3 separate regions of the Mus musculus genome follow, and all the other regions are linked to region 3. Evidence: chromatin loops called from intact Hi-C (ENCODE). Cell type or tissue: left cerebral cortex. All regions are shown on one strand.

Region 1 (8,000 bases), 150 kb before region 3:
TTTTGAGGGTTTAGAAAAGTGATGAGGTGAGCAAAAGCCAATTAAGGGGCCATGGTAAAATTTAACTGTTGACAAAGATCTAGAACAAAGGAGATAATAACTACCACTTTGTGGAGAACATTAATAGACAAAGTTAATGAGGAAATTTTACATCAACACTAACGTGAGTCAATATGGTTAAATGGAATTGTACAACTGGTTGGACCATTTCCAGAGTTGTTAGAAGGATAGGTAACTGTAATTAGCTGTTGGTTTACATCAGATTTCTGCATAAGGAACCAACCAGCTGGAAACTTTGTAAAAGAAGCCAATTAAAGTTAGCAAGCCAAGGAATTAATTTGAACAGAAAGTGTCTGATATTTCTTGCTTTTATATATAATGAACGTTGTATATTTGTTTTAAATATTAACAAGAGCAGCTATTATTTAATGATAAAAACAGTATCTCAAGTTAAACAAAATATCTGGTTAGAAACAATTAGATAAAGTAAAATTGGGACTATTACCTTAAATGCCCATATCTAGTATTAAAAACATGACAATATATTTTTTAAAGATTTATTTATTTATTTTATTCATATGAGTACACTGTAGCTGTACTGATGGTTGTGAGCCACCATGTGATTGTGGAAATTGAACTCAGGACCTTCGGAAAAGCAGTCAATGCTCTTAACCGATGAACCATGTCTCCAGCCTGACAATATATTTTTGTAAACATCAAATTATTATATATTCCATATATATATTCCAGGATTATTTAATAAATGTATTTTATATTGACCAACTATATAAAAAGACATTTTAATTCTATATTGCATTCTACCAAAATTTTTAAGTTTAATATAAAAGGTATATTCCCAGAGAGAGTGACTTGCCTGGTCAAGAATAAATGATTCATTTTAAAGTTTTCTAAAATTAACCCTATAACAGAACATTGTAAAAATTTTATAACATTTTCATTCCACACAGTCAACCAACAGATGGAAAAAGTGAAAGCAGTCAGTCATGTCAAATCTGTAATAAATAATTTACATGTAACATGGACGGAACTAACAAAGAAGGCCAATTCTTTACTCCTTTTGTTGGTGGACAAATCTGTAGGTCACCACATAGTGACAGCAGTAATAAGCATAGTTCTTAACATCATTCTACTTAAAAATAGATTGTTATAAAGCAAAATAAATTAAATGAGCTTTTGGAATTTCTAAGAGAATATCCACAAGCATCACTGCTAAAGTCTGTATACTCTTTGTCGAGCTTCAAGGTAAGAGTGTAGCCACTGGGCCTGAAGCTTCCTCATCTGGGTGAAGCCTGGTTATGGTCTGAAAGGACCACAGGTGAATCCAAGTTGCTGAGACTCTCCTTTATCTAAGTCATCTCCAGATGACTCTGAGGGCTTATGGGTTAACAGATATTAATAGAATCACTTGTTGACTCTACAAATACAAAAACCAACTGCCAAAGATACGGCTTGGATATTCTGAATACCTTTTCAAATCTGTGAGTTTAAGGACAGAATATCTGGCAGCCTCCTTTAATCAGGGCGTGAACCCTGAAATTAGATTTTGAAAATAGGAAGAATCAAATGTCAAGGTTAAGGGTGTGGCTAACTGAACTAGCATGCAGGCCCCATACCAGTCAGGTGGTAGGCTTAGGTACAAAGTTTCCCTGTTCACAGCGTCCTCAAATGACAGTTTGAAATACGTTGAGAATAGAGTAATTGTTATTTGCCCTTCTCCAGTTTGAGATATTTAGGACGTGGGTGCAGGCTGAGATCCTTCACTGGGCAAGAATACCCATCTCCCTGTCATTTGAGAATGAGGAGTAATTTTTAGATAAGGAGGGTGTTTTGTTTTGTTTTGGATCAGACTTACATGACCAGAGCTGGTCAGGCCTATACAGCCAGAGGCAGAAGCAGCAGATCTCTAGCAGGTTTTAATTCCCATGCATCCTTGTCCTGTAAGGAGACTAACAAGCATTTTACTCTGGTGGGATGGTGCTCCATCGAGGGGAACTTGTGCTCCAAATAAGGGGACAACTTAAGTCTGGGGACTTCCTGCCATGGGAGTATATTGTAAATTTAACCCATTTTATTCAACCATGCAAATTTTCATGACCAATTTTTATATACCTGATTTTGAATATTACTTTACATTAAGCAAACTTTAAGTTTACTTTAAACTTTTTTGCTTTGCTTGCTTTATACAAGGGAAGCTGGGAAATATAGTGTTTGGCAAGAAACTATCATATTTGATCACTTAAAATTTACTCTGTTATTTTTTTAATTAGGTATTTATTTCATTTACATTTCCAATGCTATCCCAAAAGTCCCCCCGCCCTCCTCCCCCACCCACCCACTCCCACTTCTTGGCCCTGGCGTTCCCCTGTTCTGAGGCATATAAAGTTTGCACGACCAATGGGCCTCTCTTTCCACTGATGTCCAACTAGGCCATCTTCTGATTCATATGCAGCTAGAGACATGAGCTCCAGGGGGTACTCGTTAGTTCATATTGTTGTTCCACCTGTAGGGTTGCAGATCCTTTTAGCTCCTTGGTTACTTTCTCTGTTATTTTTTAAAAGTCACCCAAATATGCACCTTATGCAGTTTTCAAAGTTTTTTCCAGTGAGTTAAACATTGCCTTTGTTGTGTATTAATTAACCCCTTCTAGGAGTCAAGAAGGTTGTGTGGCTACACCTTCCCCTCCTTATTCACTGACTACTGAGTTATGCATTACACCTCCAGGTCATTTGTATTCCATCTCTGTGCCCCATGGTACCTATGCTCATCCTGGGAGGAAGCGTTCTCCTCCCAATGTAAATGTCAGCTTGTATTTCTGACTTCTCTGTGAGTGCTTTTTTATTATTTTTAATGTTTTGCCTACATGTGTACTCATATGTTACACGCATGCTTGATGTCCTCAGAAGCCAGAGTAGGCATCATTTCCCCTGGAGCCAGAGTTAGAGATGGTTATGAGCCGCCTTGTGGATTCTAGAAATCAGACTCAGGTCCTCTGAAGAGCAGCCACTGAGCCATCGATCTAGCCAGCGCCTCTGAGGTTTTTTTAAAGACAAATACTAGTTTTCCTGATTGATGGTTCAGTGTCTAACCAGTTCATCATAGTTAATATCTTTAATGAACAAAGAAACATGATAAATAGATCTTCACATTTTGAGCATGATCATAATCTAAAGAAGTAAAGAATGTTCCAGAGCAGCATGATACAGTATTAAAGCCATGAAAGACACAGCTGGGTAGGGAAATTACAGAGTGCCTGTTTGACTACAGTACCAAACAATGGCTTCCAAAGGGGAGCAAGGAGATGCAGAGGGTAAAGTAGAGTCAGATAGTAGTGTCCTTGCCAGGTGTGGTAGCACAAACCTGTAATCTCAGCATTTGGGAATTTGAGGAAGGAAGATTGCTACAAATGTGATGCCTGTATCTAGGCTACATACTGAATACCAGACCAACCAAGGCTAAAATGCAAGACCCTGTCTCAAGAAACCAACTAACCAACACCACTCCAATCCCGGGGCTATCGAAGAATAGATGATAGTAGTCTTTGGCCAACAAGGTGGTTCAGCAAATAAAGCCACTTGCCACCAACCCGAATTCAATTCCTGGGTCATACATAACAGAAGAAGAGAATCAGTCCCAAAAGTTGTCCTCTTACCTCCACACACATGCTATGGGAGATATGCTCATACACACAAAGAATGGTAAGTCTTGTACTTAGATCTTACCTTTGAGTTTTAAAGGCATGCCAATCAGTGTTCTTCTTTGCTAATGATAGGCTCTACAATCAGATAAGGAGGTGGAGGCCCACCTTACACTCCTTCTACAGCAAGTAGCATCCCAAGAAAACACTCTACTGAAGACTACAGCTCCAAACTTGCGAGCACAGGAGAACTTAAAGACTGTCAGAGACAAGTTTCAAGAATCTGCAGATGGTAAAATTGAGTTTATTGTTGTTAGAAAGAAGATATTCATCTGTGTTTTTATTTCTGTATGTACCAACAACCCCCTTGTATTGTACCTTTCTTTTATTAGCATGCATTTTCTCTGTTGCCATATGGTAATGTGTGCCTTTTACTACTGAAGCACAAATGCCTTCCTTCATGAAGGATGTTCTACTTTACTTAAAAATAGGTTTATTGGGGGTTGAGAATGTAGCTCTGTTGGACAGATACTTACCTAATACATGAAGCCATGGGTTCCATTTCCAAATCCATATAAACTGGGTTTTTGTACCTCTATGATACCAGAACTCTAGAGGTAGAGGCAGGAGCATCAGAAGTTGAGCCACATAGTGAGTTTGAGCCCAGCCTGGCCTCATGAGACTTTGTCTCAACAAAAACAACAAAGTAGTATTAACTATGTTAAAACGTAATCAAGATTTTTTCATACCAGATAATTAAGTATATTAAATACACTGTCAGGATTTGCTAACATTATTTAGATATTAGCTCTGTCAAGAAAAGATTCATGAAGCTTAAAAGTTGTTTTCTCAGAATTTAGTAACAGGTAAAGTATTTTGAATGCAGATATATTCAAGACAACCAAACTCAAAAATAAAGTTCATTTATTTTTTTCTTAGTTTTTGAGGCCAGCAGAAAGGAAGCCAGAATATGTAGGCAAGAGTTTGAACAGGTGAAAAGACGGAGGTACGATGCTTTCAGTCAATGTTTTGAACACATCTCAGTCTCAATTGATCAAATCTACAAGAAGCTCTGCAGGAACAACAGTGCCCAGGTGTGTTTCTCAACCTCTGACACTAGAGGGAGCTTGATGTCAATAATGGTGCTTGTTTTCTGGTGAGAAATAAATGTCCATTGCATAGTCCTTAATAACATAGGTGCAAAGCCAGTGCAGGAAGACTGATCATCTCAAGACATGTGTTATGGAGTCCATTCAACTATGCTGGTGGCAGACAAGTCAGAGCTACTTTGGGCCTATTCTTCCACTTGAAACATGAGTGGGGTTAGATCATTTGAGGTCTACATTTTTTCAAGTGCTGAAATCCTATTGTACTAAATTTACTTAATGAAACTACTGTCTGTATGGTAAGAAATAGTTGTGGTATTGATCAAAATATCAAAGGAGAGTGGAAGAGTAAAGGTGGGATCAAATCCCCATAATATTCATTTGAATGAATCTCTGAGCCCATTTTTTTATCCACCCCTGTTGTATTAGCAATAGCCACAGCAAATACTTGTAGAATTAAATATGGAAAAAATATAGGTCAAGATCTGTGTACCAGCTCAGCTTGGACTCACATTATGACTGAAATGATCCTGAATCTGAATTTTAGATTTTCAGCAAAATATAACATTTTAGTAAAATAAGCATATTAACTCATTGAAAAAAGGATTCATACATAACACCTACAGTATGTGGCCCATAGTAAGTACTCAGTAAATGTCAGAGACATGGACCAACAAGTAAGTTGATGGGAACTTTTCCTAAGTCTGTGGTGTCTGCTGCTGATGAGATTCAACTGGAATTATGGTGGAAAGAGATGGACCGTGGGTAAGTTGAGCATTCTCATTTCCCCTCCACCCAGATAACCTTGATGTCTATGGGTAATGCACAACTAAGTGGATTTACAGGTATTAGTATTTTTCCCATCAAAACTGAGGAAACCTAAGCAAGAGAAAGAATTTTTTCAGTTAAATATGTTGCCACCTAACATATATTGGTTACTCTTCTGATATGGCTAAATAAATGTGTTTTAGGCATTTCTTAGCCCAGAGAACCCTGAAGAACCTTACTTAGATGGAATTAGCTACAACTGTGTGGCTCCAGGCAAACGGTTCATGCCCATGGACAACCTGTCAGGGGGAGAAAAGTGTGTGGCTGCTCTGGCTCTTCTGTTTGCTGTACACAGGTAAGGCCACAGCAAGTTACCATAGTTACCATGTTTGTCTTTTTTACAGAAAGCCTATAATTATTTTTAATATAATATTTAGCAAAGCTATCCTTCCAGTCATAAAATTAAGGTTTGTTTTAAGCATATTATATCAAGTTAGATAATCTACAAGTACAGTCTTTGATAAAATCTGGCAATAGCTAGTAGTTTTCTAGCTTTATACAAGTATGATACTTGGATAATCGACATAAGACATCAAGATTTCCAAAGAATGAACAAAATTTTACATATTATTTTCCTAAGCCATACTCAGAGTTCTGCAGTATAATGAAAGCAAAGTATTTCTTCCTTTGAAAAAAGGAAGTGGGGGCTTGAAATCCTCATTTACACTGATGATGGCTATACTGTTTCCCTTGAATATGAATCAAGAAACAAAAGTTGAAGAAAATTAAGATGAACAACAGATTTCAGCAATCATAGCAGACAGTAGCAGTGTGGGTGCTGGTGTCTTCCCATCACCAGGAACAGAACATAGGAATTTGACTTCTGGTCTCAAGAAAGAAATGGGACAGGCTCCCACAGGAGAGGTACAGAGAAAACCATGATGAGGTAGACACAGGATAAAAGCAGAATGAGATTATCACTAGGTAGCAACCCATCCTTTCACTCTATTAAATAATCACACTTTCAGGCTCTGGAGATTCCTGTGGACCAAACAAAGTGTCTTCCCTAAAAATATTTAATTTTGCCAGTGGTGGTGGTGTGCACCTTTAATCCCAGCATTTGGGAGGCAGAGGCAGACTCTGGGAGTTTGAGGCCTCTGGAACAAAGTGAGTTCCAGGATAGCCAGGGCTCTGACAGAAACCCTGTCTCAAAAAACAAAAACGTCATTTTTGTTGGGGGCTATAGTTCAGCAATAGAGTCCATGTCTCCCATGTATGAGACCTTAGGCTCATTTAAGACACCATTGTGGGAAGATTTCTTTTCATTGGAGGAGATTGTGAAGTACATTTGTAAACAGTTTCCCTAATATAGAGAATATTTGTAAATGACAAATCCCATAAAGAAAAAAAAAAAGGAATGGAGATATGCATGGCCCTGAGGTACTTTCCAACAATAAAAAGATTAGATTAATTAAGAATTATGGGAATAAGTTATATAGATAGCTAAAGCAAGACTGTTCCAGATGAAACAATGAGTAGCAAGTGTAAAAGGCTCTGAGGCCAAGTGTGCTTAGCATGTATGGAATATACTTCATGTGGCAGTGATGGCAGCAGGGTTAGGATGCTGTTCTTTTGTTGTTGTTGTTTTTGTTTGTTTTTTGAGACAGGGTTTCTCTGTGTAGCCCTGGCTGTCCTGGAGCTCACTTTGTAGACCAGGCTGGGCTTGAACTCAGAAAATCCGCCTGCCTCTGCCTCCCAAGTGATGGGATTAAAGGCATAGGATGCTGTTCTAACAAGCAAAGTGAAAAAATAGTGCTGGCTTGGGACAATGTGAGAGCTAGAGGTTACTGACAGACATGTAATGTGTAGGAGTCAGTCATGGCTCCATTGGTTTGGTCTAAATAACCCCTTAATTGCTGCCACTAGCTGCCCACAGGAGAGAACAGTGGGGGAGGGGGTTTGCTGGAGAAATGATGGCTGAATGAATGTTCATGTGAAATCCAGTGTGCAGACATGTAAGAAGAGAGCTCAGAGCTGTCACTCAAGTGGACATAAGCTGGGCATGGTAGCACAAGACTTCTCTCAGAGGTTCTAAAAGGTCTTGATTACCCTAAGTATTGTTGCTCTTTGTCTCTAAGTCTTTCATAAAACAAATATGAAGTTGTTGCTCATGTACATGTTATTCTTTTCTAGTTTTCGGCCTGCTCCATTCTTTGTATTAGATGAAGTAGATGCAGCCCTGGACAATACTAACATTGGCAAAGTAAGTTTCTTATTGAATTCAACCCCCCCACTCCTTCTGGTTTTTCAAGACAGCGTTTCTCTGCATAGCCCTGGCTGTCCTGGACTGTCTCGCTCTGTAGGCCAGGCTGGCCTCAGATCAGAGATCTGCTTGCTCTGCCTCCCAAGCACTCTGAATTAAAGCACTCTGTGGTCGACCACCACCCAGCTTCTGCTTTCAATGTCTAATA
Region 2 (8,000 bases), 130 kb after region 3:
AGCCCTGGACACAGTTACCTGGTTCCTCTGTGACACCCCTTTCAGGACCTACCTAACTCCTAGCTACTCCCTGCCCCTCCCTCCCTGGTTCTCTCATCTTCCCTGTGTCTTCCAGGTTATCATCATTCAGCCACAAGTGAAGACACAGCCAGAGAGTTCAGCAGAGCCCGAGCCACCCACGGAGGAGCCATCTCAGGGAGCTCAGGCCACCAAGGAAGATCAGCCCCCCAGCAAGGAGAATCCTGAGGTAGTGTGACCTGCTGGAGGGTCCAGACCCTTCTGAGCTTTAAGACAAGGCTCTGTGCAGGGCTGGGATGGCCTCCTTGGGCAGATCTTGCCTGGATGTGGCACCGCCCGGTGGGAGCTGCCAGAGCAGGGCTTGCCCAGGGTTCTGAATCTGCACTCTTCATTCTCCAGGCTGTGCAGGCAGGGTAGGGCCATGGTCAGCGTGGATTCCAGTGCCTGGCTGCCTAGCTGACTGTCAGCAATGTGTGCCATGTGTGGTGATTCGTCTACAGACAGGAGGGGGAGGGCCTTGTTCCTCTGGGTTAATAGAGGATTCTGAGTTGTGGACAAACCAGTAGATCAGGGGCATTGTCCAGTTGTTCCAGGGACCTGTCGGCCTTGTCCCTCTCAGGACTAAACCCAGAAAGAGATGCTCCCCTATCTTTGGCAGCATGTAGCCCCTGTCTCTCCTTCCTGTCTGTGTCCAGTCCTGGAAACTTGAGGGGTACAGAGCAAGACTAATAGCACTGTAGAGTTTAGATGCCCTAAGAACTTCCTAGAACTTGCACATGACACCTCCTTCCACTCCCTAGAGCAGTGGTTCTCCCAATGCTGTGGCCCATTAATCTAGTTCCTCATGTTGTGGTAACCCCCAACCATAAAACTATTTCCACTGCTGCTTCATAACTCTAATCTTGCCACTGTTATGAATCATAATGGCGTTATTTGTGTTTTCTGACAGTCTTAAGCGATCCCTGTAAAAGGGTTGTTCAGTCGCCCCCCCCCCCAAAGGACTCAGAACCCATAGGTTGAGAAACATTACTCTAAAGGAAGAGGGGTAAATGAGTCTATTCTAGTGTGTTTCAATCACCTACAGTCATGGGATGGGACAGCAGCTGACTAAGGCTCCTCTTACAGGACCTGGCTTCACCGGGTATCTGACCTGTGCTCTACTCGCAGCCCCACCTTGCTCAGAGCATCCCTGCTCTGCTGAGGATGCATCTCCATATGGCTCTCCTCACTCAGACTCTAATGTCCCTGGTGAGCCCTCATCCATCCTACAGGAGCCCAGTCAGCATGGATGGTTCCTACCACATGCCCTGTTCCAGCCGCTCACACACCAGCAAAGCCTTCCCTAAGCCCCTAGGCTCCCATCCCTCCTGGCGATGGCAATGACCTGTAGCCCCAAAGATACCGCTTGCTTTCTGTGGCTCACACTTGCCTGCTCCTCAACTGTTCTCAGTGCCATGAGCAGGGGACTTAGGATGGGCAGATATGGTCTTTGCCCTGGGAAGCTCCCTTCTGAGGACAGAGACTAATGAGGCTACCGAGGCTGCCAGACCGGTGACTTCCAGTGAGCTGGGAGCTACAGGAGAAAAGACAGGGAGGGGGATTCCTTGCGGGGTGAACAGGCGATGTGCATGCGTATCCATGGGCGGGGTGGTGCATGTGTGTCGCTGTAGGGCTTTGCATACGAGGGGTATAATGAATGGAGGTCAAAAGAATGCAGAAGACTAGAGGCAGGGGGATGGACAGGGCAGGTTGAAGGTACTGTGTGCGCAATGGCACAAAGTGGGAAAGGACTGGGAACACCCAGAGAGGTCAGCTGGGCTCTGGACAGCACGCAAATTAAGAGTAGAGGGTTAGCTCTAAACAGATAGATGGCAGAAGACTTAAAAGCAGGCGTCCAGGACGGGGATTTACTCCTTAGATAATGAAAGCCATGGAATATCTGGGCAAGAGAGTGATTTGGTTAGTGCTCATGCATGGGTGCCGTAGGCCTTGGAGGGTGGGGGAGCCAAAGAGGTAGCGAAGTTGGTAGAGGGTTTGCCTAGCATGCATAAAGCCGTGGGGTTGCCCCAAATCCACAGCACTGTATAAACTTGGTGTGATGGTGCCTACCTCTAACGCTAGCACAGGGGTTGGAGGCAGGAGGATTCATTCATTCAAGGTTATCCTTAGCTACATAGAGGATTGGGTTCTAGCCTGGGTTACATGAGACCCTGCCCACCACACCCCCACGTAAAGAAATAAACAAACACCAGCACTGGGTTGCCTGGAACATGAAGCTGCTGTGTGAGCCACATCTCTGTGACCCCAGCCTCTGCATCCCATTGGTTTCAGCCAGAAGCAATGTCTGAAGTCCACATGTTTGCATGGTAGGGCTCTGGCTGGCTTGCTGCCTGCAGTACTCTGCTGCACCTGTGTATCCTGCTTTGAGGTGTTTTGTATTCTCCACATTCAGGAAGTTTCTCCGAGTGACATCGCCTTGTTCTCTCAGAGTGCATCTTAGTCAATTATTGTGCATTTTTACAATTAGTATAATTATATCTAACTGCGTAATTAGTGTAAATACTCGTAATGGCTTAAACAGAGCAGTCAAAACACATCCTGGTGTAGAAACCCTTGTTGAAGTTTGAGAGCTGGGCAGCATAACCCTGCAGCAGAAGGAGCCTGCGGCAAGAGGCTGTGTGCCAATCCCAGGACACTTAGCTGGGGCCCCCAGGTACTTCTGTGGCCCAAGTGGGACCCCAGGCCATTGCAGGACATGGGCTCTAGTTTTTGTATGGTACTCGGGATAAAAAAATCATACTCCACCTCTGAGCTGTTACACGGCCCAAGCCTTCTTTAACTCTGGACACTGGATCTCACTAAATTGTCAAGACTGGCCTTGAACTCTCTCTGTAGCCCAGGCAGGCTTTTGGTTGGCTTTATTTCTGCCCCACCCTCCCCAGCAGCGGGATCACAGGCCTGTGGTACGAAGCTAGGCACGGACATCCGTGTTTTTGAAGGAACATTAACAGCCTGTGATAAGGCCTGCAGATCTGACTAGCATGCCAGAAGAGTATTGGAACAGCCCAGGAGATGTATCAGCAGTGACTTCAGGAGGCCAGCAACTCAGAACGATACCTGGACACTTGGGGGGGGGGGTGTCCAGTGGCAGTTGTGAGGGATGTGGGCACAGGATGGTGGGTACCCAGCCTGTGCTTACTGCAGGAGGTGCCCTGCATGGTTAGATGTGTCTTAACAGCAAGCAACCTGTGTGCCCAGAACTGCAGGGAACTTGCTGCGTGTACATGGGTTGGTAATTATCTCCACCAGAGCCAGAGCATGCCCTGGTGGCAGAGCTGGGAACTGAAGGTGCCACCTCCACTGTTGGCATCTGAGTTGGGGCAGAGTGGGCTGCCGCCGAGCTTCCCAGGATGCTATTGCAGAGGGTGGCCACTGTGCCGGAGTCAGAACACTGTGGCAGAGGCCGCCACTGTTCCTGGGGCTGCCTCTGACTTCCTCACAGGTCCCAAACTTTCTGTAAAAAAAGGTTACAGGTGTATGAAGTCCCCATTACTTGACTCCCATGAAGCTCTAAGCCTGGTTCATGTCCCTCATCAAAGTCCTTACACTTCCAAGACATTCCAGAAAGCTAATAGAGCTGGGTGGGGCCTGTGTTTCTGGTCTTCCTTACCATGGCTCCCAGCTCAGTTTGACACCCAACATGGCAACTGTTTTCAGCCCTCTGTATCCTCGGGTTATTGTCCACGGACCCAGCCAACCTCCAGTCAAAAATATTAAAAGAGAGACGGAGGGAGAAAAGAGTCTAGAGAGCTCGAAAGGCAGTGCTTGGAGTTGCTGCATGCCAAGCACAGCATGACCCTGTCATTGAAGTGTGGCCGTGTCCTGCTGTGGTGCTGGCTTTATCAGAGATCCTCAGTCTCCCTCGGGCACTTCCTGTGACTCCTTCTGCATTGGATAGCCAGGCCACAGTGGTTACATTTGGACTGAATGTACACAGACATTACTCCTGTCATCATTCCCTAGTCAACAACACCGTAAAACAGTGATTTATACGTGGTTTCTGCCACATTAGGGAGTATAAGCCACATAGAGGTGGTTTGGCGCATGCCTTTAATCCCAGCACTTGGGAGGCAGAGGCAGACGGATCTCTGAGTTCAAGGCCAGCCTGGTCTACAGAGTGAGTTCCAGGACAGCCAGGGCTACACAGAGAAACCCTCTCTCAAAAAAAAAAAAAAAAAAAAAAAAAAAAAAGGTGGTTTAAAGAAGTCAAGAGGGCGTGTATAGGATTTATATGGATGCTGCTGTTTTGCATAATGGACTCAGCACGGATTCTGGCTTCCATTAGGGCCAGGATAGTGTGCACCTTGCCAGGCTCCATTTTCTATGTTGCTGTTGCTCCTCCTTCCTGTCTTGTTTACTCAAGCGTCTGTGTGCTGAACACACACACTGCAGAGCCCACTCCAAGGTCAGAACAGTTCAGCAAGTGGTACCCAGCTGTCTATCTGTGTGTCCTGTGCTTGAGGCCAGAGCCTCCTGAAGGCTGAGCTCACCTAGCTCATTCCTCATCATAGAAGGGGGAGGGGCTCATGAGGCTGTGCACTGCTCCTCCCAACCCATATGGTGGCCGCCAAGAGTCCAACCTCTGTCTCTAAGAAGCCACTATAGGCAGGGTTGGCTGTGCTCCTCCGCTTCCATTCCTGCCGTCTTGCCAGCTTCATGCTGTTGGTTTTTTAAAGTATATTCGAGGATTGTGTTTGTCCAGTCCCATCCCAGGCCCCTCATTACTCCCAGGAGCCCCCTATATTGACCTTGGACAGTCTCTGGGTATTGGAGTTCTCCAGGATTCCCAGGGACAACATGAGTGTCTGGAGCAGTGGCTTCATGATTGGGCACTCCCAGGGTATAAGCCTCCGGCTCAGACTAGTTCATGGCTGACCAGGATGAGGGTCAACAGCTGTGTTAACTTAGCCTATCTCTTTTCTTCTCAGAAAATCGCCTTCATGGTAGCTCTAGGCCTGGTCACAACGGAACACCTAGAAGGTAAGGATGGGGAGAGTTTGGTGGGTAGGGCTTTGTGGGGCCCCAAACAGAAGCAGCAGTCTTTGGGGTGCCTCGGGTCATGGTTGTGCCCTATCCAGATGTGAGGTTCCTAGGAACCAAGCCCCAGGTAATAGGGGCACAGTCATTCAAGACAAGGCAGAGAAATGTTCTGTTTTCTGATCCCACGACTGTACATTGCACTGTCACGTTCCTGTAGAGGGACCTGTCCCCATCCTAGAGGCCGCACAGTAAGGTAGCAGAGGTCATTGTTTAATCTTGCCATTCACTAATCCATGAGAGCTGATGTTTCTTTACTTCCTTGGTGTTTGGTCCACTCAGTGCATTTTCTCATCTCTGCTGTAAGGGAAGCCATATTCTTATGCTTGTTGGGTTGTTGGGAGAGTAAGGGAATAGTGATTTTCCTAATATGCAGTTGGCCCTTGCTTTGAAAACCTCTCTCCATGATCTGGGATCCCACAGTACTTATTTGGACCCCGTGGTACCACACGGGAAGAACACAGAGTGACCCTGGCAATGGTCAGAAGGAAGCTGACAGAAGTAAGGAATGGGCTCCCCAGCCACCTCCATGGGCGAGTCAGAACGAGTTGCAATGGGCAAAAAAGAGGAGAGGGGAAGGAGGTGGGATGGTGTGCACAGGCTCAGCACAAAGCAATGCCTGACTCAGCAGAACCAACACCTCACTAGCCTGCCGCCACCCCGGGGACCTGAGACATAGAGTGAGGCTTGTCTGAGTCATTCTACCACTGCAATGAAGAGACATCGTGACCAAGGCAACCCTTTTTATTGGGGCTGGCTCACGGTTTCAGAGAGATCAGTCTGTTATCATCATGGTAGGGAGCATGGCGGCAGGCAGACATGGTGCTAGAGAAGTAGCTGAGAGCTACATCCTGATCTGCAAGCAGAGAGAAAAAGAGCCAGGCCTGGCATGGGCTTTTAAAACCTCAAACGCACTCAGGGTGACATGCTTCCTCCAACAAGGCCACACCCCCCTAATCCTTCTAATCCTTTCTAATAGTTCTGCTTCCTGGTGACCAAGCATTCAAATATATGATCCATCCTATGGAGGTCATATCACAGGGCCTTGTGCTGAGGAGTGTGTCCCTGTCTCCTCATCCCTGTCCTGACACTCATCCTAAAGCCACCAGAACCATGCTATAAGCAGTTCCTAGAGGCTCTGACCTGCTGGGCAAGGAGCCTGTGACTGCTGTGTCTGTCTTTCCAGAGATCCAGAGCAAGCGGCAGGAGCGGAAGCGGAGGAGCACAGCCAACCCTGCCTATAGCGGCTTCTTGGAGACCGAGGTGGGACTCTTGGCGGCCACAACATGGGTTGGGAGGAGCAGTGCACAGCCTCATGAGCCCCTCCCCCCTTTTATGATGAATAATTGATGGACCCAGAAGAGTCCCTGGACACTGCACCCTATCCCACCCCCAACTCTCTCTTCCTGCCTTCTTGCCCGTCCTTTCTAGCCAGGGGATGCCATTGAAACAAGATGGTGAACTCTCACTGAGTGTACATACCTGTAACACAGTAGTCAGGGAACTGAGACAGGAGTTTGAGTTCCAGGTGAGCCTGGGTTATATAGTGAGACCCTGTCCCAAGCCATAAGCTGTTGGAGTCCTTTCTGAGGCCGCTGTGAGTATCAAACACACCTGCTGGCCACAGGTAGAACTGGGTTTCTCATAAGAATATTGTGAAGGCTCAGGAACCCAGGCTGCCCACGGATACTTCTCAGAGCCCACTGTGGCTTGCCCATCACCTGGAAGGCTTGTGTGGTGTTTCTCAGCTCTGACAGACTGTAACATCTCAGGCCTGTGCTCTCTCAGCCCCTGGGGGCAGCTGGAGGGCAGCAAGCAGAGACCCAATCCTGGGTCCTCTGGAAGACTGGCAAGTCCTCCTAACTGCTGAGTTGTCTCTCCAGGCCTATTTCCCTTCTCTAGGATGTGGGTCCTAAATCATTGTCTAATGAACTTGAATTTAGCAGGAAAGAGCACTCTGACAAGGAGCAATGTTCAGAACTCCAGTTCTGCAGTGCCCTGTTCAGGGAGTAAAGTGGCTCTCTAAGCTCTGTCCACCGTCTGCCCCTTGCTCTGTCTAGCCCTCCCTGTTCCTAGAAGATGCACATATTTGCACACATCCTGTTCTCTTCTCCTGGGTCTAGTGATCAATCCCTGACCCTATGCACAGGAACCTTTCACATGACTATCAATGGCAGAGGGTGTAGCTCAGTTGGTGGAGTGCTTGCCTGGTATCCAGGAAGTCCTGAGTTCAAGCCCGAGCACTACATAAACCATGCATAATGGCATATGCCTGTAAGCCCAGCATTTGGGAGGTGGGAGAATCAGTTGTTCAGGGTCATCCTTGGTTACACAGAGAGTTCAAGGCTAGCCTGGGCTACATGCAACTCTGACTTATAAATAAATGAAGGAAGAACTTCACATTGTCTTTAGCCTCCAACCAAGAACATGTATTCTGTCACCAGGGCTTCAGTCCTGTGGTTATATTAAGAAACTGTCTCCAGGGCTGGAGAGGTGGCTCAGAGGTTAAGAGCACTGACTGCTCTTTCAGAGAAACCGAGTTCAATTCCCAGTAACCACATGGTGGCTCACAACCATCTGAAATGGGATCTGATGCCCTCTTCTGGTGTGTCTGAAGACAGCTATAGTGTACTCATATATATAAAATAAAGAAATAAAATCTTTAAAAATAAAAAAGAAGAGAAAGGAAGGAAGGAAGGAAGGAAGGAAGGAAGGAAGGAAGGAAGGAAGGAAAAAAGAAAAGAAAATGGTCTCCAGTACCCTGTGCATAGAACCTACTCAGTGAGCTCTGTATCTGCAGCCAGAGCCAAGGAATCTCCTTAGCCACTCAGCCCAAAACCCTGTGACCCTTGAGCCTTAGACAAGCATGCAAGCCAAGAGCAGCC
Region 3 (8,000 bases):
ACACTGAGTGCTGTCAACCACAAACTTCACCCAAATACCACAAAACTAAGTCAGTCTCCCCATCATACATGACATCTTATGTTTTAAATAAGTTTACAATTTTGTGCTGGGCTGTGCTATCTTGGGCCACATATAGCCTACTGGCCAGATCTGGTACTTTGTCACTGGCTGTCACTTACTGAACAGCCAGATCCCCTCCTGTCACAGCCTGTCTTGGCTTCTCAGTCCTCGCCATGAGCGCATATCGCATGGCTCTTCTCATCTCCCCCCACAGCTTTAAGCCCATGTTACACTGCAGATCCCCAGATCTGGCCTACTCCTGCCCATGCTCATTTCCGTTCCATCTTCTACGTGCATGAGGAGAGCTTTGCTGTATGCATACTCTGGGAATGGGAACCACATTAGGAAGACATCAAAGCTGCAGGAAGCACTCACTTCAAATCCAACGTTTCTGCGCTTTGCCTTCTTTACGGCTCTGTTCTTCATGACTTCCTCACTGGCCACTGAGAATGTTCCCATCTGCAAGAACAGACAAGTGAAGACAGCAGAAAGGTAAGGCCACAGGGAGAGTAAAACTGAGCACAAACACTTATCTGGCATTTCATCTTCTTAAGAGTTGACTCAACACATTCAGAAACATCTCACATATATTATCTACAGGTTTCTGTAGATTCCAATTCTAGTCAGCCAAGTCACAAATTTTTCAGGATCTACAAATCCAACCTCCAAGTTCCAACTCAGAGACAGGAATATGTGATTCTGAAAAGATGAAGACCACTAAATCTTGGTACCAAAAATACTCATGGCTGGCTTCCTCAACATCTTAGAGACATAGTCTCTGAAACCAAGCGTCTTACTACCAGTTTTCAAAAAATGAAGTTGCTATGGACAGCATCTGGATTTTTCTTTTGTAGAACAGGATCCTGTACATTCATGAGTCCTACCATTGAGCCACAGTCTTCGCTCACTGTTCTGAAAAGCTGACCTGCTCACCTTGCCCACTGTCCAAAAGGCCAGATCGCTAGGCCACACATGCCCCTTGTCACCCTGTGCTCTTCCACGGTGTGCTGAGTGTGCTAATCATAATCACTGTTTGCTGAAGGCTTACGGTTTCACTTCATCTATTCCCTCACCTATAGGGCTAGAACTAAGTAACTGTACAAAAGCCTCATTCAGCCAGGTGTGCCAGCTCCCACCACAGCCCCTTACACAGGAAGCTGAGGCAGCTGGATTATAAAGTGAGACCATCTCAAAAACAAAACTAAATGGCTCCCATCTACAGGTGTTTTCGATCATGTTAGCATTAAAAGGATTCTCATCCCCAGAACAAGGACCAGCAGGCTATATTGCACATTTAATGTACCTAATTTCCATAGCTGTCTCAGTAGAACCTGCGGAGCTCTTTCTCTCCTGGACACTTTAGTGCAAAGCAAACCACTATAGTCTGGATTTTACTCCACTCCAGGACTGTGCTTAAGACCAAGGCATAAAAAAAAATCCGTAACTAAAGATTGAGTTAAAAGACCAAGTCAGGGGCTGGAGAGATGGCTCAGTGGTTAAGAGCACCGACTGCTCTTCCGAAGGTCCTTAGTTCAAATCCCAGCAACCACATGGTGGCTCACAACCATCTGTAATGAGATCTGACACCCTCTTCTAGTGCATCTGAAGACAGCTACAGTGTACTTAGATATAATAATAAATCTTAAAAAAAAAAAAAGAAAAGAAAAAAAAAGACCAAGTCAGCTAACGGTTCTGTAAAAACAATAACATCAGTGCTTTGGTCCCCAAACATATCAGCATCTATCAGTACCAAAAAGGAAGACACCAGCCTGCAAATACAGCTGCAGAGCACTACTCCTTGCCGCCTTCTTCCCTTCCCTGTGTGCTTCAGAGCTGGAGTTAGCTTTGCGATGACTCTGCCTAGTGGACTGGCCTAGGACTATCAACCTGTTCAAGAGACCTAGATATGCAAAGTTTCCTCACAGAAGACAACTTTACTTTTTGCTGGTAAAAAATGACACTGATGTAAATTCTATGAAATCAGTGCAATTGCCGGGCACAGACTTAGCATCAGAACAGCTAACAGTGAAGTATGAGAAACACTGGAGTGAGGGACCGTAGGGAGCTGACCGAGGTAAGAACTGCAGCTGGCGAGCTCCTGTAACCTGCCTCCTAGTCATGACTAGACCACTCGAAACACAGCAGAGGATGCTGCGGGTGACTCTTGCTTCTACAGACTAATGACAAACGCACACTAACAGAACAGCATGCTCACACACAAAGAACACATTGCTACAGTACAGCAAACACCCACAGCTCACCAGGAACCAAACCTCTCCCGCTGTGTTTTCTTGAAGGTTTTTAAGTTCTAGCATAGTCTTCACCAAGAAAAGTAACATGAGCTGAGACACAGACAGCAAGAGACAAAGGGAGCGGCTCTGTACCTCTTCAACTTCGTCTTCCTCATCCCAGTTCCTGTCAGTCAACTCCTTCTCCGCAACTCTCTTCGCCATTTTTGTGAACCTAGATGACAGGAAACAGAAATAAGATGTTTGCTTTTCTACACCAGAGTAACTGTTACAAATACATTTTTGTTGCAGTTTTCACTTATTGTGTAATAAAACCACAAAATAGAGACGTATAAGAAAAAGCAATTAACAGATTTTAAGCAAATGAGACTTAGAGGGTTTGGCTCAAAGGGAAGGAAACACAGTAAGAAATTCAGGAAAATATGAAGTTCGGGGAAGTTAATTTTACTTTTTTAATTAAAAATTTTTATTACAAGTAATTAAAAAAATCCTAGTCCAGCATAAAATGTGGTGAGCATACCCCTGGTGCTGATGGAAAAAAAGCGCTGTAGTGAGAGCTTCACCGCGGCCATGGGCCTCCAGCATCAAATCCTCAACACAGGGCTACAGAGCAGGCAAAGACACCTGAGGGACACCAGCCCTCTCTTTCAACAGGAAACCAACTCCATTCACAAAATTAAGACAAACATCTATATTTTTTTCCACTTACCTTGCCAAACATCTATTGATCTTGCAAGAGCTATAGTATTTAAGTAGTATATTGTACGTAAAGTCCTTATGTCAATGCAAATATCCTTGCCATAAGCATTCTTTTTTTTTTTTTAAGTATAGAATAGGGTTTATTCAGGACATGGGGAGGGGAGTCGAGAGGGTAGTAGAGGCAGAGAAAAGGAGAGAGAGAGAGAGAGAGAGAGAGAGAGAGAGAGAGGAAGAGAGGAAGAGAGGCTGGCCAGGAGCACATGGGAGGGGGGGAAGGGAAAGAGCAAGAGACAGCAAGAGAGCCATGAGCACTCTTAATATTTAAAATATAAAGATGATTCAGAAGTTTATTCTTGGGTAAGGATTTTAATAATGCCTGAGAAATACTTTTGCAACATGAGTAGTTTTCTCAAGGCTACAATTAATAGAAATGGCTCCCAATTAACAATTAATTGCCTGAATTAAGCAAATTAATTGTGCAAAGCTAAGACATTACAAATTTAAAAATTTAGGTGCTATGGATGTGGTTGCAACTGATAATATAAATTGCTTCAAATATACAGCATCAAGGCTGGAGAGATGACCGGACAGGCGAGAAAGCACACTGCTCTCGTGAAGTTAGTGTTGGATTCCGAATACCCAACAGCAGCTCCCAAGTACCTGTAACTCCAACTCTTGGGGTATCTAACTAACTTTTCTGGCTTCCACGGGTGAGCAAGCACAAATTAATAATAATAATAATAGCAGCAGCAGCAGTAGTAGTGGTAGTAACAAGAGCCAGGCAAGGTGGCATACACCTTTAACCCCAGGACTCAGGAGATAGAGGTAGGTGGATCTCTGTGAGTTTAAGGCCAGGCTAGTCTACAGAATAAGTTCTAGGACAGCCAGGGCTACACAGAGAAAACCTGTTTCCAGAAAAAAAATGCCTTGCCTTTTAGAAATAGCAATAACAGGGGCTAGGGAGATAATAGCCCAGCAGTTAAGAGCACACATTATTACTCTTGCAAAGGACCCAAGTCAGTTCCAGCACCCATGTCAGGCAGCTCATATTCCTGTTGGGAGTTACAGGGGATCTAGTGCCCTCTACTGTCCTGCACAGGCACTGTACACACACACAGAGAGAGAGAGAGAGAGAGAGAGAGACAGAGAGAGAGACAGAGAGAGAGACAGAGAGAGAGACAGAGAGAGAGACAGAGAGACAGAGAGAGAGACAGGAGCTTGGAGGGTTTTGTTCTAAGCACTGTTTCATCTCTTCAGAGCAGCTTTAGCAGCGAGGGTACTTGCCCAGGCTGGCAGTAGGTACTCCTTCCTGATACTTTCTCCATTCATTTACCCTCAGCACAACATCCCACCAGAGTAGGCCTGGAACAGTCATTAGATACAAACTTACCCATCGCTTAATGCTCTACAGCAGATTAGCAACTACAGAGTAAGTTTGAAATCATAAATTCCAAAGCCTTCCAATATCTGACGTGCAGGGCTCCAGCTTTCGAAACATTCCAACCTTTTACATTTTTCTCTTACAGGCACGTTTTCTGATTACAGAATGAATGATTTTAAAAATGAAGATTCTAAAATATACAGCATGAGTTTTAATAAATATCAGTAACTGGGAACCGTCTCTTTTTAACTCCTCTCCCAAACCGCTGCAAAATTAATCTTATCAGAAATAGCGTTCTTTACAGAACTGTTCACAGGTGAGGTCTCTGGATCCCTAGGGAAATTTTTCTAATCATTACCTAACATCACCACCAGAGGGCAAAAGAGGTAAGCAGTGACCCTGCTAGATTTACTGTTTTAAGATGTGGACAAAAGGAATAGTGGGAAACGCATTTAAACTGTCTAGCTCAGACTTGAAACTAAAGAGTACCTGACAGACTAAAACAAACGAATGCTGCCGCTGCCATTTCACACTTTACTCAGATGAGTCAGAGGCCAGGAATTCTAGTTTTGTTTCCTGATGACTCTAAAATGTCCCAAACCTACCTGGCTCATAGATCTGTTGTTGATTCAGTGGTCCGAGGCATTACTTATTTGAGAAAATACAAGATGCTATTGCTAGCTTCCAGGACAAGCTGAGCGAGCCTGGGCAATCGGGTTTGGCGAATGATTATCTGTGGGACAGAGGGACTGCTATGAAAACTAAGATGGCATAGCTTAGAAGAGTGCCTCAAACAGAGGAAGTGTCCTGTCAAAATAGTAACAAAAATAACCCCTATTTTTACTCCAAAACTCAAAAGCTGTAGAGGGAAAAGTAACTACTACTATAGGCTAAACTTTTAAAACACATTTCACCAACCCGGGTGATGGTAGAGGGAGGCTGAAGCAGGATGACAGTTTGAGGCCAGTCTAAGCCATAGAACAAGTTCAAGGCCAACATAGGAGATACATACTTTTTTTTTTAAAGCACCAAATACCTACTTATTTCACATTCCATAGTTAAACACAACTCTGCAAATTATCTGGAACAAGGCCTGGCACTTGAGACTTATCTGCCAGCTATTATTGTTGTTATTAAAGCTTTTCTGTTTTATTTTTCTTTTAAAGCGGTGGGGACAGGATCCAGGGTCTCGTACGTACTAGATAAGCTTCTACCAATATGTTACCGGGGAAATTTAATCCCTGTAATAAATGACTTACAACAGCTGCCCGGAAGACTTTGCCAAATGTCTGCGTTTGTGGGTAAAATGGCTCCACGAAATGCTTTTAAGATATGAAGCTAGGAAGTTGCCGGGGGACGGGGTGTGTGTGTGTGTTGACAGGGGATGGTGATGGTGTGTGTGTGTGTGTGTGTGTGTGTGTGTGAATTATTCACGATCGGGCCGCTTCCTGCGGTGTGCGCACCCGCACAACTCTGCGGTCAAGAGATGACTTTCACAGGAAAACACCAGGAGCCGATCGAGGTCACTATAACGCCCCGGAAAAGCCCAAACCTCAAAAGTGGCCCTGGACGAACCCGGGTGACCAACGGCCTGGAAACTCGGTGAGGGCACCGGGGGACCGAACAGCCGGGGAGACGACATGTAAGGGGCGAAGGCCAGCCAGGGTTGGGCCAGGGCGGCCCTGCCACCGCCGCCTACCTCCGCTGGGGCCGAGGCCCGCGCTCAGCCGAGCCTTCCACTGCCAGGCGGCTCGCCCGGCAGGCCCGGCCCGGTCCGGCTTCACAAACAGCCCGCCGCGTCGCCAAGGCGGCCGCCGCCCCGCCCTCCTGGCCTGCCCGGCCCTCACCTACCTTGACTGCCGCCGCCGATCACGCTGGAGTCCCGGCGCCGCGGCGAGCAGGGCCGAGGCGGCGGTCGCGGCCGCTGGGAGATTCCGGTGCGTCGAGCGCCTCCGGGAACTTCGTGATCAGCAGAACTCGGGAGCCGTGTGTCTCTGAGTCCGACACTGAGGACAAGAAGAGACATCCGCTCAGCCCGAAGCTGCTACAGAACGGTGAAGAGAGCGCCCGGGGCCGCCATCTTGTAACTCGAATGGACGCCTCCGAACCAATCGGAGGGAAAAGAGAGGGGGAGGGGGAAGAGGCAAGCGACGCCCGCATCCAGCTACTGCGCATGCGCGTCGGAGCCTCCGCCGCCGGCCCCTTCTCCTGAGGGCCACTTGGGTCGCGCGGCGCATGCGCAAGCCCGCCCTAGAAACAGTCGCCGGGAGGACCATTGGAGCTCGCGCGTGCGCACAGGGAGCGCGGGCAGCGGGCCGGGAGCCAAAGCCACTGTCAAACGCGGGTTAAGCACGTTGGTCACGTGTCGGCCGCCGTCCCAGTTTGAGGAGGTTCGCGCGCCAATCGCTGCCGAGACACTAGCGGGAGGCGTTGTGGTCAGTGACTTTGGAGGCCTCCGATGGTGTGGTGGGTGGCTGAGGAGACTGGCCGTGGATCTGGGGGGAGCACGAGGCGGGTGCAACGTGATTCTCACGTGGACGGGCCTTGGGGAGGGTGGATCTCAGTCTGCGGAGACTTGGAAGCTTGTGGTAGCTCTTCCCGACATGGGGCTGGAGAGCCCTGCGGGACGGACTCTAAAGGTCACCTGCCCCAATTGCTGCTTTATGATAGATGTCCACAGATTTCCTCGTTGGGAGCTGTAAATTTGCCCCAAGCTGCAGGACCAGCTAGGGCCCACAGGAGATGAAGTCCCCGGAGGGATTCAGCTGCGGGACGAACCGTATGCGTCCTGGACCAGGACTCGTGTTTTGTGTGCTTTTAGCTGACTACAGCACTCTAAAGCGGTTCAGTTGTTTAAGAAGGGATTCCGGTTGGTCTAATTCTTCTGCTTGAGTTTTAACGAGAATGTGAACCAGAATGTCAGACCCATCCTTAACCATCCGGAAACGGGTCTCAGAGAAACTAGCATTTCTAGAGCAATAGTTCCAAACTTTTGAGAGAGGACAAAGGGGGTTCCAAGGGAGAAGTCAAGTCCCTTATTTTCAGGGTGTTTCATCCATCGATCTGCAAGAACTGCAAAAGGAGACTAGCTGGCACGGTGGTAGAGTACTTGGCTAGCACGAGGAAAGCCCTAAATTCAGTTCCCCCAGATCCAGCAGAGTGAAAGAGAAAAAGCCAGATCGCATTTAATGCACACATTTGTTCTTGATTCAACTGACTGCCAATGAAGTGTCTTCTGAAAATTTGTGTTAAATACATGCAAGGTATTTTTCTTGTCATTCTCTACACATTTCAGCTATGTCGTTAACGTCATATTTAGTGCTATAAGTACTCCAGAGATAATTTAAGTATCTGAAGTCAGTCAGGTCATGGGCATTTTCAACTAAAGTCACAGTTACTGGAAGGCTGAGGCAAGAGGATCAGCCCAGGCCAGCCAGAGTAACAAGAAGATCCTCATTAATACAGACCAGACCCACAATCACAGCTATTCAGACAGTTGAGGCAGGAGAATCAAAACTTTAAGGCCTATTCTGGGCCACAGATAAAATTCAAATCTATGTTGAGCGTGCCTGAGCAACTTAGACCCTCTCCCAAAAATAAATAAAAATACA

Evidence for each region. Peaks named below come from ENCODE experiments on the same cell type or tissue, not always from the same donor. Only the 100,000 strongest peaks of a DNase experiment are listed, where the experiment ranks them.
Region 1: it touches region 3 in a loop (3-fold over the local background); 7 of 42 quality-filtered maps call a loop at or near these places.
Region 2: a loop joins it to region 3, with 4 times the contacts of the local background. A loop is called at or near these places in 2 of 42 quality-filtered maps.

The regions. Positions count from the first base shown.
Region 1 is chr15:85,067,529-85,075,528 of GRCm38, reverse strand. Smc1b (structural maintenance of chromosomes 1B) reads left to right here. Exons shown (of 25, transcript NM_080470.1): 20 at 3,791-3,947; 21 at 4,595-4,749; 22 at 5,733-5,884; 23 at 7,723-7,792. It also overlaps a transcript of Fam118a not described here. Among named protein-coding and RNA genes, the nearest start is that of Fam118a, 34 kb to the right of the region's middle. In left cerebral cortex, a CTCF peak has its summit at 4,761 (motif pointing right); a DNase peak (open chromatin) is centred at 4,766.
Region 2 is chr15:84,795,701-84,803,700 of GRCm38, reverse strand. Phf21b (PHD finger protein 21B) reads left to right here. Exons shown (of 13, transcript NM_001081166.2): 5 at 116-247; 6 at 5,007-5,058; 7 at 6,302-6,378. Among named protein-coding and RNA genes, the nearest start is that of Gm52202, 8.6 kb to the right of the region's middle. In left cerebral cortex, a CTCF peak has its summit at 3,348; a DNase peak (open chromatin) is centred at 3,349.
Region 3 is chr15:84,921,891-84,929,890 of GRCm38, reverse strand. It overlaps Nup50 (nucleoporin 50), which reads right to left and starts at 6,463. Exons shown (of 8, transcript NM_016714.2): 1 at 6,241-6,463; 2 at 2,445-2,523; 3 at 436-519. The coding sequence starts at 2,513. In left cerebral cortex, CTCF peaks have their summits at 4,078 (motif pointing left), 4,754 (motif pointing right) and 7,135; DNase peaks (open chromatin) are centred at 4,078, 4,770, 5,946 and 6,669; H3K4me3 peaks cover 2,996 bases; H3K27ac peaks cover 1,569 bases.